Linked DNA regions of Homo sapiens: region 1 is linked to region 2. The links are chromatin loops, found by intact Hi-C in ENCODE. Cell type or tissue: dorsolateral prefrontal cortex. All regions are shown on one strand.

Region 1 (8,000 bases), 460 kb before region 2:
GGCTGTGTGTGTGCGCATGTGTGTGTGAGAGAGAGAGAGAGGGAAAGAGAGAAATGGAGGGAGGGAGAGAGAGAAAGGAAGATCATCTCTTCAAGCCAGGCTCTTAGAAAAAGAGCATCAAAAATATTTTGTGAGGAATTTCCTGAGTTCCACATCTTTAACTCTTGGAATAGAGGCAGAAGGAGATTGTAATTAAAATTGGTAGTGGGGCGGGGGAAGCATCATTATATACAGAATTTCTAAATGCCTGGAAGTGATCTTACGAAGACAAATTGGTTTTCCAACCCCACCCCAGCTATAAAAAGTTATAATTGAGTCATCAGCACCCTGCTGAACTAGGAGTCTGGATTGTTTTTAGGTAGATGAATGAACTTGAGAAAATTCTTCTCTCCAGGCCGCGATTTCCCTTAGTTTTCAAACTGCATCCTAAAGAGTGCGGGGCTTCAGCTGAGAAGCCTCATGGATGGTGGTCTGTCCCCACTCCCCCACTCCTGCCATTCAGGCAGGAGGCTCCCCACACCTTCTCTGTAACCCCCAGCTTCAAGCCAAGCTGCTCTTCTTAAAAAAAAATGTCGTATATCTCCTGAAGGAGGTTTCTTTTGAAAACACTGGAACTTAATAACTTCTGAAGTCCCTTCCAGTTCTGATGCCAGGCAGAACTGTCTGAAATCAGGTGGGGGCCATGAAAACTGCCCTGCACAGCAAAGCAGGCCCAGAAGCTTCCACCATTCAGCTGAGCCCCATAGTGAGTCCATCCTCCTGTGGTCACTCATCCTGCCTCCTCTCTGCAGGTGCCAGCTGGGCCACATGCTGGACTCAAGACTTCTGCCTTTGTTCAGAGCACTTGTCATCTCCAGAGGGCCCTCCATTCTCTCTTCCACCATCCTAGTGCCCAACTATGCACCCTATAAAGACAGGACTATGCTTTTCAGCATGGCATGAACTTGGCATGCAGTAGATGCTCAATAAATATTTGCACAATAAATAAGCAAATGCTGCCTCCAGGGTCATGCTCTACATTTGTGGTAGACAGAATTCTGTCCCCCTAAGGATGTCCCCACCTTCTGAACCTGTGAATATGGTACAGCACATGGCAAAAGGGACTTGGCAGGTATAATTAAGGATACGGGCTTTAAAACAGATTATCCCGGATGAGCTGGGTGGGCTCAAGTTCATCTCACAGGACCTTAAAAGCAGAGAACTTTCTCTGGCTGGAGCAGGAGAAGGGAAGCAGAAGGGGAGGTTAGAAAGATTCAAAGAGTGTCAAGGACTCAACCTGCTATTGCTGGCTGTAAGGATGGAGAAAGGGGGCTGTGATCTGGGGAATGCAAGAGGCCTCTAGAAGCTGAGAACAAGCCTGGCTACAACCAACCAGGAGGCAGACCTCAGTCCTACAGCCACCAGGAATTGAATTCCACCGACAACCCTTATGAGCAAGGAAACAGAACCTCCCTCAGAGCCTCCAGATAGGAGCCCAGGCTGGCCAATGACTTGATGTTGGCCTCCTAGGACCTGGAGCAGAGAAGCCAGTCATGGCCCCAAGCCCCACCCTAGACACTTGCCCCTCCCTTTACCCTGCATGTCTCATCTCAGCTTGGCGTCAGCTTCTCAGAGGACCCAACTGACATAGAGCTTGCGCCGCCAGCCCCTGAGGATGAGACACACAAGCGGTCAGGATCCAGGTGGGCTCTGGGTCCCTGCAAGGTGCAAGGACAAGGCTGAAGCTGTCCTGGGCTGTCTGGCGCCGGCTGCTCCAAGAGCCCTGCTCTTATGATGTCTGGCCCCCTCTGTGAGCATCCCTGCTGATCGGCTGGAGGTGCAGGATGGTCGGGGGCTGGCCCCTGCTGGAAAGGGTCCCATCTGCCTGGGGTGGCCTTGTCCCCATTGTCCCTCTTGTCCCTGTGGCACTTCTTCTCATGGTTCATTTCCATATTGGAGCCGTAAGACCACAAAGGACAGGGTGTGGACCTGGGGATGAAGCCAAGGAAGTATGGTCTTCACTCAGGCCCCAGTGCAGGGAATGGTACACCAAGCCCAATTCAGCTCACCAACGGCAGCCTCAGGCCTCAACCACTGGCCAGTGCAGCCCATGCCATCCGGAGGCTGTTGGAGGGGGAGGCTGTGTCTGTAGCTCCATGGTGGCCATAAGGGGCATGTGACAGTGAGCAGTCTTTTCCTGCAGGTCCAGTGATCTGACCGCCCTGGCAGCACCTGAGGGTCACAGTTTCAGGATCTTGAGCAAACTTTTTGTCTGACAGACAGTATGCCACCCCTTCCAAAATTTCAGTCCTCCTAAGAGGCTTCTGTTTACACACCACAAGAAAGCAGCCGCTCCTCTTAGGCCTGACACTTCTCTTTTTCAAACATTAACCAAAAGCCTGGCAGGCTTTGTGTTTAGAACATAAGGGACACACCCTCCCCCAACCCCTCCCAGTCTCCCTGCCTCCTCCGAGCACCTGCACAGCCAGTCTGCTTCTCCCCTACCCTTCCCGCATCCAATCCTGCACCTGCCATTCCACATCTAGGTTTTCTCTCCATCCACCCCTCCCTCTCCATCACAGCGGCCACCCTAGCCCAAAGCCGTCTGCTGCAGCCTCCTATAGGATTTCCCTCTTCCGCCTCCCCCTCTACCATCCATTCTCTGCAGAGCAGGCCATGCAGAATTCTCAAAGCAATGAGTGTCAGGTCACAACTGGGCTTAAAGCCAACAATGACTTCCCTCTGTGGGTGGATTTAAACAGGAACTCCTCTCCTCTCAGTCCTCCTTTGCACCTCTGTTCCTCCTGCTCTTGTCCTCTCACTGCTTGGACCTCTGGCTGGTCCTTGGACAAGCCTGCTCTGTTCCCTTTATGGTCCCTGGAATGTATGTTCCATGGAGACGGGCTGTTGTCTGTTTCACCAACAGAGTTCCATCACCAAGACCCTGAAGCACAAAACCCATCCATAGTTGTTGAATGAAAGAATGAGTGAGTGAAGCGAGTAAGAAATAGTAACTGGGTTTAAAAGCTAGAGGAGAGATAGTAAAGTTACACAAATGCTAGATGAATATAAATGATCTCAGTGCAGTTCTGCACAGCTGGTGCCTATCAGGTGCAGTGCCTGCAATTCCACTAATGGCCACCGGGGGCGCAGCGAGGCGGCAGAGCTGCCAGGCCCCCAGGCCGACCTTGCAGGAGGCTGGGCTCACAAAGCCAGATTTCAGCGTCTACTCCGGTCTCATGTGCTTTTTCTGTAACAGTGTAACTTTTGATTAAAATAACGATGTGCATTATTCATGTCATTACTATAAATATTGTCTATTATAAAGAGATTAGTAAAACCACAGGTACAAGTTATATCTGTTTCCGAAATAGACTTAACTGTTTGTCAATGAGGAAGTAAGCTCTGAGCTTACATCCAAAGCCCAGAGCCTGGCCTGAGTCCCTTCCTGGAGTCAAAAACCTCCTGGACCATTCCTGCACCAAGCACGATGTCTTAGTCCGTTTGTATTTCTATAAAGGAATACCTGAGGCTGAGTAATTTATTAAAAAAAAAAAAAGTTTATTTGACTTACGATTCTGCTGGTGGCAAGATTGGGCATCTGGTGAGAGCCTCAGGCTGCTTCCACTCATGGTGGAAGGTAAAATGGAGCCAGGTGTGCAGAGGCCACAAGGGGAGAGAAGACACAAGAGAGACAGGGGAAGTTTGCCCGCTCTTTCTTACAACCGGCTCTCATGGGAACTAGTAGAGGGAGAACTCACTCATTACCTTGAGGACAACACCAAAACCTTCATGAGGGACCCGCTCCCATGACCCAAACACCTCCCACCGGGCCTCGCCTCCAACAGTGGAGATCAAATTTCAACAAGAGCTTTGGGGGACAAATACTCAGACCACAGCACAGGACTTCACTTGTTACATCAGCTCACCTGTGCTTTGCATGACCAATTTGCTTTCTCTGAAGAGGATGTCTCAACAGAGCCTCCTTGGCCCTCTAACTGGCTCAATGACAATTCTACTTGATCCCTTTGATGGCCCAAAGGGCACACCCTGAACCTTCGGGGGTGGCCACTGGCCCACCAGGCATCTCATGGCAGCTCACCCTCAAGAGCGGCTACACGCCCCAGCCTGTGTTCATGGAGCCCTAGATCCTTTGGCTCTCAGTCATCTATCTTTAGCCCAGTTGCTGGCCTCGGTCTGCTGGCTGTGCCCTGGAAGCTGGCCTCTGTTCCTTTGTGTCTTCACGTCCATAGATGCTCTTCCTGAACCAAGACCGTGCCCTTCCTACAAACTCTGAATTGACCTGTCTGCTCCCTGTTATCAGGAACTCTCTACCCTATCCCAGTCTGTAAACACCCATCTAATCTCTGGCAAATTCCTGGACCAAACAGAAGCCCACCCCCACCACCTGTGTGGGACTGGGTTATACTTTCAGTAAGACAGAGAACAGCTGAAAGGATGCATACTTACTCAAAAACAAAAGCCCATCTTTCCCCTCAAGCCACCTCCCTACTCTCACCTGAGTTGTTTCGTGGCTGGGCCATTTACTAGCTGTGTGAGCTTAGCAACCTCTCCAGGCCTCAGTCCCCCAACCTGTAAAGTGGAGGGTAATTAAACCTCCCACACCATAGGGTTGTTGCAGGGATTAAAGACGGTGATTGCAGGTGCCTTAGTACTTGACAAGTAATGAGAGGCTGGGAAATGCTCACTATCTTGTCTGATCTTTGGTATAAAAGTTAGTTATTCTGCAAAAGTAAACTGGTCTTGTAAACTCTAGTGGATTAAATTTTGTTTGTTTACATATAACAGTGGTTGTTTTATAACAAAGCACTGCATTTGTTTCTTCAAAAGATCTAGATTTATGTTCTTTTTACAAACACAGTTTATAAAAAATTATTTAATGTCTCCTCACTTAGTTGGATTAGACACGGCCTCGCCTCTCCCCCACAACACACACACACACACACACACACACACACACACACACACACACACACATGAATGGATACAGAAGCCTGAGGCTGTGGTCCACAGTGGTTAAAAGCCAGGAGCCAGCGTCCTCCACCTGGCTCCCATTAGAATCACCCCAAGAGATGCTGCCAGGCCCCCTCTGTAAGCCACAGTCATCAGGGTCTCAGGGTGGGGGCTGGGTGTCATGGTTTTAAGCCTCTCCACGCATCTCCAATGCACTGCCAGGTGAAAAATGCCGCGTTAAGGTCATCGGAGTGGCAACTGAGATGAACCAATCAGGGACAAGGTTCTACGAGATTTTGCTAATGTACCAGGGCCCCTGCCCTGAAATAGGTGATCACAGCCAAGCTGGTGACATGACAAGCCAGGTTCATGATGGACGGTCATTACGCAATTTTGGATCATCAAAGATTCCTTGTCACCCATAGCATTGTAAAGGGCTCAGCACAGCGGGCAGGGGCGGGGGAGGCTGAGAAGGGGAGGGCTGTCTTCTCCTCCCTCAAGGAGGTTGCCCTTTGGTAATAATCAAACGATGTTCCTAGGGGAGGAAAGTTCACCAGTAGCTTGGGCTAAAATTCTTCAGACTAAGGAATTGTGGTTAAAATATTTGGGTTGGGATACTGATTTCCTAGCTGTTTCAAGAGAACTTCACCACCTTTAGAGATACATGCTCCAATATTGTTGGATGAAATGACACAAAGCCTAGGATTCATTTCACAATGATCCCAGGGAGGAGCCAGAAGTAGGTGGGGGTTCAGGGAAAACAGGGCTGGCCATTCATACATTGATGATGTTTGTAGCTGGTGATGAGCACATCAGGGCTTATGTTTGAAATTGTCTACAATAAAACACTTTGTATCCTAATATATATAAGATACAAAGTCTCAGTTAGACTGGAGGACTAAGTTTTAGAGATCTATTGCACCGCATGGTGACTATGGTTAATAATAACATACTGCATATTTCAGAATTACTAAAAGAATAGATTAACATTCTCACCACAAAAAAATAAGTTGGTGAAAGGGATGACTATGTTATTTAGCTTGATTGAATCTTTCTACAACATACACACAGATTAAAACATCATAGCGTACCCCATAATATACAAATTATTTGTAACAATAAATTTTAAAAGATTTTTTAAAGAGATATAAATATAGAAAAGTATAGAGAACCTATATGCCAAACACCAGTATCCACCACCCAGAATTAACTATTGTTCACTGTAGGTCATTATGTTTCTTTGGTTTGTAATAAAGAAACATAATATTTACCCACAAAAAAACGTTTTCAAGAAAAATGGGGCTAAGACCCCAGGACTGCACTCTTCTTCTGGGCATGGTCAGAATCCCTTTCTGCACATCCTCATCCTCACCTTTCATAAGGTGCCTCCTCACTCCCCAACCTCCCTTCCACTCGTGACTGCTTCCTCCACCTGCCAACCCCCAAGAATTATCAACTAAACAGATGTCACATAAGTGGATTGACAATTGCATTATTCCAGATTAGCGTATGACAGATGGGGGTTCCCAGCCACAGAGGCTCCTCTCCCAGGACCCCCTCCCTGTGGCTGTGAAAGTTTCCTCTGTGTATTCCTCAGCTTGGGCTGCATAGCAAAGTATCATAGACAGGGCAGGTTAAACAAAAGAGGTTTGTTTTCTTACAGTTCTGAACTCTGTGTGGAGTATGAATTAGGGAAAAGGCTCATGCAGGCAGAATCAAGGGAAAGCAAAAAGAGAAAGCAGATAAGCCATACATCTGCCTTTCCATGGTCCAGAACACGTAGCCCTTCTGCACAAATAACTCACAATCTTCCTGCGCCCAACTATCACTAGACACACCTGCAAGCTGGCTCACTGCAAACTTGGTGTTATTAGTACCACGCAAAGCCCTCGTCAACAGACAGCGTGAACACTATCCTATACAATCTCCAGCAAGCCTTTGTTTCTTTGCAGTCAGCATCTGCTGACTTGCCCATTGTCTCTCTGGCAATGCATTTTCCTACTTTCTCTAATAAATCTACCTTCCTTGACCTACAATTGTCTTGGTAAATTCTTTTACCGGCCCCTCCCCCCACAGCCCCCCCCCCCCCCGCCCACAAACACACCAATCATCCTTCCCCCATGACACTCTGGAAGTCCAAAATTAAAGTGTGGGCAGGGCTGGTGTATTAGTTCATTCTCATATTCCTATGAAGAAATACCCGAGACTGGGTAATTTATAAAGAAAAAGAAGTTTAATGGACTCACAGTTCCACATGGCTGGAGAGGCCTCACAATCACGGCAGATGGCAAATTAGGAGCAAAGGCACATCTTACATGGTGGCAGGCAAGAAAGCATGTGCAGGGGAACTATCCTCTATAAAACCATCAGATCTTGTGAGACTTATTCACTATCACAAGAACAGCATGGGAAAGACCCACCCCCATGATTCAATTACCTCCCACCAAGTCTCTTCCACAACACATGGGGATTATGGAAGCCACAATTCAAGATGAGATTTGGGTGGGGACACAGTCAAATCATATCATTCTACACCTGGCCCCACCCAAATCTCATGTCCTCACATTTCAAAACCAATCATGCCTTCCCAACAGTCCCCCAAAGTCTTAACTCATTTCAGCATTAACTCAAAAGTCCACAGTCTAAAGTCTCATCTGAGACAAGGCAAGTCCCTTCTGCCTATGAGCCTGTAAAATCAAAAGCAAGTTAGTTACTTCCTAGATACAATGAGGATACAGGCATTGGGTAAATACACTCATCATGAATGGGAGAAATTGGCCAAAACAAAGGGACTACAGGTCCTATGCAAGTCAGAAATCCAGTAGGTCAGTCATATCTTAAAGCTCCAAAATGATCTCCCTTGACTCCAGGTCTCGCATCTAGGTCATGCTGATACAAGAAGTGGGCTCCCATGGCCTTGGGCAGCTCCATCCCTGTGGCTTTGCAGGGTACAGCCCCCCTCCTGGCTGCTTTCACGGGCTGGCATTGAGTGTCTGCAGCTTTTCCAGATGCACGGTGCAAGCTGTGAGTGGATCTACCATTGTGGG
Region 2 (8,000 bases):
ACCCCTCGGGTCACCCCAGCAAAGTCATATTCGACCAGGTCACCGGTGCCTGACCACCCAATTCCCGCCTCACTCAGCCAGGCAGCACCCAGCTGAGGAATACCTGTACACACATCCTTCAGTCTAGGGAAACTTAACGAGCGCCACTGCCATACATTTGGAAAGGAACATTCTCTACATCAACTGAAACTGCACTATTAAAAGGTTAAGTCAAGCCCATCAAATCGCCTGCAGGGCAAGGTCACTGGAGACAGAGGGAGACGGGCTCTCTGTCACCCCTGCCTCGCAGCTCACTTATCTGCACTGGTCAAGTTTCCTCCTTGACAGCATAAACAGATTAATAAATCATTTAAATGCTCCTGTCTTAATGCCTTCATCTTCAAAAACACGGACACCATTTTGCCTCGGGGCCCAGTTTCCATTTTTCACCCGCAGTGATGGAAGTGGAATTGGGCCTCTGCCGATGTGCCTGGATGAAGAGGCCGCAGCCGGGCACCCCCCATGGCACGGCCACATGACCTGGCACCTGCATGACATGGGCTCCTCAGACAACGCTGGGCAGCAAGGCCAGAGAGGAGCTGAGCAGGAACAGAATGAGTCCCTTCCAAAGAACTGTTTTAATAAGCCTTTAACAGGATATCTTCAGCCAGGCAAACAATGCAGAGACTTCATGCAGTTCCTACCCTCTGGCTCAGACTCACACTGCGGGTTCGGAGGGCTTCCCAGACACTACCCCTCAAAGACAGCAGGGATCGGGGGAGCCCAGATTTCCACAGCAAAGCATCATGACAGGGACAGGGACAGCCCCCTGCCCCACGAATTATCCAGCCCACAATGTCAGCAGTGCCAAGGTTGAGAAACTCTCATTTGGAGTAAAAATGTAAACTTTAATCCTGGCTGAAAGGATAATACAACATCTTATCCATCTCTGCACTTCCAGCTCCTAAACACAGCCTGGCACACAGAAGACCCTTAACCAACATTTCTTGAATAAAAACTACTGCCCACTGGGTCCCTGCTTATGGAAAAGCACATGACTAAATACTCCAGCAGCACTTAGGGGATGCACACTCTTTATCTCTCATGAGCAAATGAATCAAGTCAGGAGGAGCTTATTTTTTTCTTGCAAATTAATTTAATTTCTTTCTTTCTTTTTTTTCATAGGTTTTTGGGGAACAGGTGGTATTTGGTTACATGAGGAAGCTCTTTAGTGGTGATCTGTGAGATTACGGTGCACCCATCACCCGAGCAGTATCCACTGAACCTAATTTGTAGGGTTTTTTTTTGTTTGGTTTTTCTTTTTTTTGACAGAGTCTTGCTCTATCACCCAGGCTGGAGTGCAGTGGCGTGAATCTCAGCTCACTGCAACCTCCACCCGCCGAGCTCAGGTGATTCTCTAGCCTCAGCCTCCCAAGTAGCTGGGATTACGCGTGTGTGCCACCACGCCCAGCTAATCTTTAAATTTTTAGTAGAGACAGGGTTTCACCATGTTGGCCAGGCTGGTCTCAAATTCCTGATCTCAAGTGATCCATCCACCTGGGCCTCCCAAAGTGCTGGGATTACAGGCATGAGCCACTGCACCCGGCCTCAATTTGTAGTCTTTTATCCCTCACCCTCTAGGATCAAGGAGTTTAAAGCACTTGTCTGAAGTCCCACTGGGATCAGTGATGGAGTAGGACACTAGCCCATCCTACCTCAACTCCGACGCCCATGGCGAAAGCCAGTTCTCCCTCTGGCCTAAAGAGCAACTCCTTGGCTTACTTAGAAAAGTAAGTGAGCAGACATGATTATAACCCAAAGCAAGAAATATCTAACCCCAGCTCTACCAAAATAAAAACATTTAGCTGGGTCTGGTGATGCATGCCTGTAGTCCCAGCTACTTGGGAGGCTGAGGAGGGAGGATCACTTGAGCCCAGGAGTCCAAGGCTGCAATGAGCTATGATCGCACCATTGCACTCCAGCCTGGGCAACATAGTGAGACCCCATCTCTTAGAAAAGAAAGATCCCACACTATGCTGCTGTGAACACACAACAACAAAATTGACAAACTTACAGCTTTCCATTGTCCCCAGATGACTGACAGTTCAATCACTGTACAATTAAACACTGGAAACGTCACAGAGACCAATCATTTCTCCTTCTGAAAACCATTTTCTTTCATCCTCTCATTTCAGGTTCCAAGACTACGGCAGTGGTTTCCATTGTGCCAGAGAGGAAATCAGCCCTCCCCAGCTGCAAACAGACAGGCACACAGGGCCCGAGTTGGCCTCCTAGAGCCATAGAGCCTCCCTCTGTGGAAGCAGCTCGCTGGGACACGAAGCCAGCTTCTTGCTTTTGTTGTGATGATGTTCAGGACATGCCTGCCCTCTGCCGAGCAACAGCAAGAGCACAGGAGCAGCCATCGGGCTCTGCAGCCAGGGCTTCCTGCAAGCTCCAGAGCCAGGCCCAAGAATCCAGGCCCTGGAAGGGCTCGCAGGAGTTTCACGTGGGTTATGCTGATACTCCTTGACAGCATCCACTTTTCAATGGGAAATTATAGCACGCTCATTGCTCTGACGAGTAAGAGCCGCTCAAGAGGGGCTTTCTCATGGCTGTGATGACGGGAAGAGACACAACCCAATCACCTGCATCCCTCTACCAGGGCAGGTGACTGCCCCGCTGCTTTGGCGACACTGGGGCTGGTGCGCTCTGGGAGGAAAGATTCCCTTGATGGGGGTTTAAGCTGTTGCTGGAGAATCACGAGGATTCCTGCCCAGTAACTCCCCCCAAATAAATAAAGGAGGGAAAAGAAGCCAGTCACACTACACCGGCCACACACAGTCATTAAGGAAAGAATCCAAGGGAAAAGTATGTCCACCTCAAAAAGAAAACTGAGAAACTGCACAGGACCGTGGCCTCCAGCATTATTTTTTAAAAGACACTTTTTTAGAAGTTGAATGAATGATTCGCTGGCTCAGAGGAAGTGGAGGCAATTCCTCCCCACCAGGAAAGGTCTCAGAGAACACAGAATTCTGAGCTCAGAGCTGAGACGTGTCTGGGGACTGCTCTCCTGCATATGGGCCCAGTGCAAATAATTCATCATTTGCAGAAAAAAAAAAAAAAAACCACCCAGCTCTGGATCAAGACAAGCCTTCTGTGTTCCAAGTCTCTTTCAGGACATCGTTGTTTGCAAAATCATGCCACAGCCCCCTCTCTCGGGGTCATGTGTGACATGGGCACTCCACAAAACCTGAGCATGCAGGGTCCATGCGCTACCACGTGGGGGCTGGACAGCCACGGGCGCTCCAAATGCGGTCCCCTGCTACCGGCAGCTCACCAACCCCAAAGCAGATCCCCCCAAACCAATGCTGATAGGCAAAGACCAGAAAAACACAGGCAATTAGTAAAGCCAGAGAAAGATCTCTGCCAAGTCTCAGAATCACCCCTAAAAAGGGCAAAGGGTGTTTTACGAACCTCTATTTCCACAGGGGTGTAGACAGAGCAATTAGCAGACAGGGTGCGAACATGCTGCCACACCCTCATGCCTAAGAATGCCCACTCCTGGGAGCACTCGGTGCTTCATCCACACTTGGGAGCACATACATGTGTACATGGATGTGCACACATGTTTGCACACACAGTTAAATAACTAGTTAACTAAGCTGGAACAAAACCTTTGCTCTGTATGAGAATGCCAAGCACATGGAGGAAACTGCCTGGTACAGAACACGCTGCTCAACAGCTTGGCAGGAGGGATTCATTCCTGGGGCACCACTGGCCTCTGCTGCCCACACGGGGCATAGCAGCTGCAGACAGCAGGCTCCATGAATAGCACGGGGGCTTCAGCATCACCCTCACAGCTGAAAGTGCCCTGGCCACACCACACTGTCCTTGCTGCATTCCCTTCTTCAGCGATTCCAAGTCCAAGGGTGCAGATTTTTCCAGAGGTTTTAAGGACTATGTTCCACTAGTCCCCCGGGCCCATCCCCAGCCTCAACAGGAGACGCACCCAGATGACAGGCCAAGGCTGAGCCACGTGGCTCCCACAGTCGGCTGCCCTTGGAGCCACCAGCACAGGTATTCCAGACTCCGAAAAGCCACCAGCTCCTAGTCTCCCTAACACATCTGAATTGTGAACTGCACAGGCAGCATGACACGCAGCTGCCAGGATGTGGTGAAATGCAAGTGCTGCCCAACTTCCGCCGCAACGGAAGCCCTCGGAGTGCATGAACATAATCCCGAGAAGGGCAGAGAGAGGCATCCATTCCAAAGATCGTCCTACCATGTGACTGGAATTCTACAGGGATCAGGATTCTACAGCCCAGAGAGTAGGGAGATGGAAGCCCCCGCTTCTGGCCTGCGCAGCACGGATCCTTAGGAAGGTCCGAAGCCTCTCTAAAGGGAGAGCTGAAGTCAGAGGGGTTGAGGGAGGAGGAGGGAACTGGCCCCAGCACCTCGGTGACTGCAAGGCATCCCTGGTTTCAGAGCATACTCCATCCCTCAGCATTCTACAGAACACTTCAGAACAAAATGCAGGGCTCCTCAGAAGCAGGAGGTCACGGAGGCCACAGCAGGTGGAGCCGTCAGATGCACAGGGCCGTCGCTCCCACCCCCACCCGCCACATGGGAATAAGCTGGTGGAGTTATTCCATCTCCATGCACCTCAGTGTCCTCCTCTTTAAAATGGGTACACAGGATACTGACCTCCACAGGAGGATGACAGGCATGAAATGACGGCATGCTTCTGAGCCGATGCCTGGCCACGGGAAGCGCCTCCCGGTGAAGGATGGCTAACTTCACCACCCGCCGCATGGCTGTCACAACACCAGGTTTCGGGGGGCTCACTGTGCACATCTGAGAAAGCTAAAGCTAAACAGCTCTATCCCCAGCAGTTGGTCTGGCATTGCCAGCACCGGGAACTCATGGCGAGCCTCCTGCCACAGCGCAGGCCCGAGGGGACCCCCTGCCCGCGCTGAAACAGCACTCTAAGGGTTCATCCGCAGTCACACTCATGAAACCTTTCCTGACACGGCTGGCCAGAGAGACCTCTGAGAGGTATTTGCATTAGCTGTTTGACAACCTTAATGTCAGACACATCCTTAGCTGTCCAGACATACACTCTAGCAAGGCTTTTTATTGAAGCTTCGTGACCTCTGGGGTCATTCTCTCCCTCTACTACCCATGGGAGGAAGGGCAAGAGTCAGGACCCATCCATGTCAAGACACACATAATCCAAGCGCTGGGTGATGGTGGGGTACGGAGAGCAACGAGCTCGTGGCCCTAGGTGGGGGTGCTGACTGGCCAGAGCAGGCCCCCATGGGAAAGGCACACCTGGGCAGTGGTTACCTAGAGTAACGTCTCAAAGGACGGCCACTGTCACCGCCACTGTTACTCATCATACAAACTGTCCCAATACCAGGCCTCTTGGGGCCTCCTTCTATATACCTAAGATCAAACCAAGACAGCTGAGACCCTCTCATCACCTCTGTTGCCTCCACACTGTCCCTGCTGCACACCCGTCGTGCTCAGACACCATCCCTCTCAAACTCCCCCCACTCGAGTTCAGCTGTGAAGCAGCAGCCAGGCATGGGAAAGGCCTCCATGACATCGCCGGCTGTTAAGAGTCAAACGTCAGCGTCCCTAAGAAGACCCTGTAGGACCCAGCCAGAAGGCACGACGGGGCCACCCTGCCAACCCCACCCGTCAGCAAACCTGGGCTCTCCTCTCGTCCTAACACCCCTGGGTCTCCCTGCTCTGCTTGAAGCAGCCTCGTCCCTGCTTGTCACGGAGTCAGTTTCTTTCTCATCCTGTAAGTCCCAGCTTAATCAGCAGCTTCGCAGAGAGGCCTCCCTCGTCACCCACCTAAAGCAGGTCTCCACGTTCTCCTATTGGTCTCCACGTTCTCCTATCGGTCTCCTCCTGAGAATTTAACACAACTTGCAATTACTCTGTTACCTGCTCAGTGCGTCTCCGAAACAGTCTGCAGTTCTGTTAGGTGAGCGCCATCATCACCCTGAGCCTAGCATGATGCCCTGCAGAGAGCAGGTGCTGAATGGAATGTATGCTGTGCAGTGAACCACAGAGACAGAGCATGCCGGCCCGCAGGGTGGCCAGCCGCAAGACCACCTGAGTGAAAACACGCTGCTCAACCAGTGCCCATCCACCTGCCGGTCTCAAGACAGAAGGCACAGGTGTGAGTCCAGGCTCTGATACCTGCTACCTGGGCAAGTCACTTTACTAAATCTTAGTTTGTCTATACAGGAGGGAGGGAAGAAAGGAAGGAAGGGGACGGTGAAAGGGAAAGGGAGGGGGAGGGGAGGGGGAAGGAGAGGGGAGGGGAGAGGAGGAGAGGGAGCAGTAGTGGCAGCAGCCATAGATGAGGTCAATCATTTCCCAACTTATTCCCAAGAACTCCAAGATTCCTTGAAGGTGACAAGACCCCCATTCCCCTGACCCTTCAACCAGAGCAGAGCAGAGCTCTCTCATCTGTTTAAGACAACTGGCTTCCACATAAGATTTTGTTTGGTAACAAAGCGCTTGCCGCTAGACTAAGCTCTGTGCTGCCTGGACCCACAAGTCTGAGACGCGCTGTGAGGTCTCGGCAAGGCCCCAGTCTCTGGGCTGCCACCCAGGACCACCCGCACACACACCCTCCGCCTTGGAGCAGCCCCTGCCACCATCACCAGGGCCCACCTCATTAAAGACGATCCTGGACGGCGGTCTCTTCGTCGGCTTCACTGTGGTTTTCCACGTCCTCCCAAAGAAGTGCCGGTAGGTGACATCAAAGAAAGACACTCGCAGATGGCATTCAACCTCTGACAGTACCTCCAGCACGCCCTAGGAGACAACGGGGAATTGACCCTCAAGAGTCTGAGCACCATGAGCCAGGAGGTCACTGGCAGGCCATGTGGGTGCATATGGGGCCACCTCGCTCAGATATCAGCACGCTGGTTTCCTTATTGGGAGGCTACCTCTCTCCCACAGCTACTGGTCTTGGTGGGGTTATAAACCAAAGCATTTGGCCCTCCCCTGGCCAACGAAAGACTGCAGTCCCTTGGAACAGACACAGGCTTCTGACTCAGCCAGAGCCCAGGACGCACAAGAGGACATGACCACAGGAGACACATGCGCCTGCCAGGATGAGGCCCAGGGCTCCCAGCAGCCAACAGGTGAGAGAGAACAAGTCCAGGGGACATCACCTGAGACCTCGCTCAAGCCACACCTGAAGCTTATGCTGGCTGTGGATTTGCTGTGAGTCAACAAATCGCCTCTCACGTAAATCATTTTGGATGGGTTTGTTAATCATTTCCAACCAAATGAGCCCTTCCTGATATAACCAGAAACTAAATCCTCAACTTCCCAGATTTTGGGGTGACATTGGCAAAGCAAAAAGCAGATCTTTGAGAATTGAGAAATCATGGCTACAAATACAGAACAAAGCAGCCAGAGTGTAGACAGGCAGGACCCTGCCCAGAGCGGCAGCCAGAGTGTAGACAGGCAGGACCCTGCCCCGGAGCTTTACCACTTACAGCAAGTATTGCTTTAGCCTTTTCTCTTCTGTGACAGGTTCTTACCTGAGACAAGAGTCCTCCACCTTTCTTTCACCTATTCACTTAGTAAACGTTACTTACACATCTATTCTGCGCATTGACTCTCTGCCAGGCACATTTCCAGGCACTAGGGAAACAACAAGGAACAGACAAAATCTCTGCCCTTACAGGGCTTACATGGTGAAGAACGGGGAGAGAGGTGGGTGGGGCGGGGCAGGGCAGGGCAGGGCAGGCTCTCTGAGATGATCCTTGAGCTGAGAACAAGGGGGGCATGAGAAGAACCACAGGGAGTTTGGGGAGAGGGAGCCAGGCAGGAGGAGCAGCAAACTCAAAGGTCCTGAGAGGAAGAGAGCACACGTGCTCCAGGAGCCAGCGAGAAGTGCAGGAACTATATTTAGCTATAGTACCTGTGTTTTGTTTTTGTTTTTAAGAAAAGGGTCTCGTCTGTCACCCAGGCTGGAGGTCTGGCCA

What was found. Hi-C counts contacts between places; a loop is a spot of excess contacts. Peaks named below come from ENCODE experiments on the same cell type or tissue, not always from the same donor. Only the 100,000 strongest peaks of a DNase experiment are listed, where the experiment ranks them.
Region 1: it touches region 2 in a loop (7-fold over the local background); 50 of 110 quality-filtered maps call a loop at or near these places.

Annotation. Positions count from the first base shown.
Region 1 is chr1:5,511,617-5,519,616 of GRCh38, forward strand. No RefSeq gene overlaps it. Among named protein-coding and RNA genes, the nearest start is that of MIR4689, 350 kb to the right of the region's middle. In dorsolateral prefrontal cortex, CTCF peaks have their summits at 3,130 and 3,335; a DNase peak (open chromatin) is centred at 3,145.
Region 2 is chr1:5,971,598-5,979,597 of GRCh38, forward strand. NPHP4 (nephrocystin 4) reads right to left here. Exons shown (of 30, transcript NM_015102.5): 3 at 6,673-6,816. Among named protein-coding and RNA genes, the nearest start is that of NPHP4, 17 kb to the right of the region's middle. RefSeq lists an enhancer at 20-519. In dorsolateral prefrontal cortex, CTCF peaks have their summits at 2,355 (motif pointing left), 2,556 and 3,763 (motif pointing left); DNase peaks (open chromatin) are centred at 2,344 and 3,754; H3K27ac peaks cover 2,891 bases.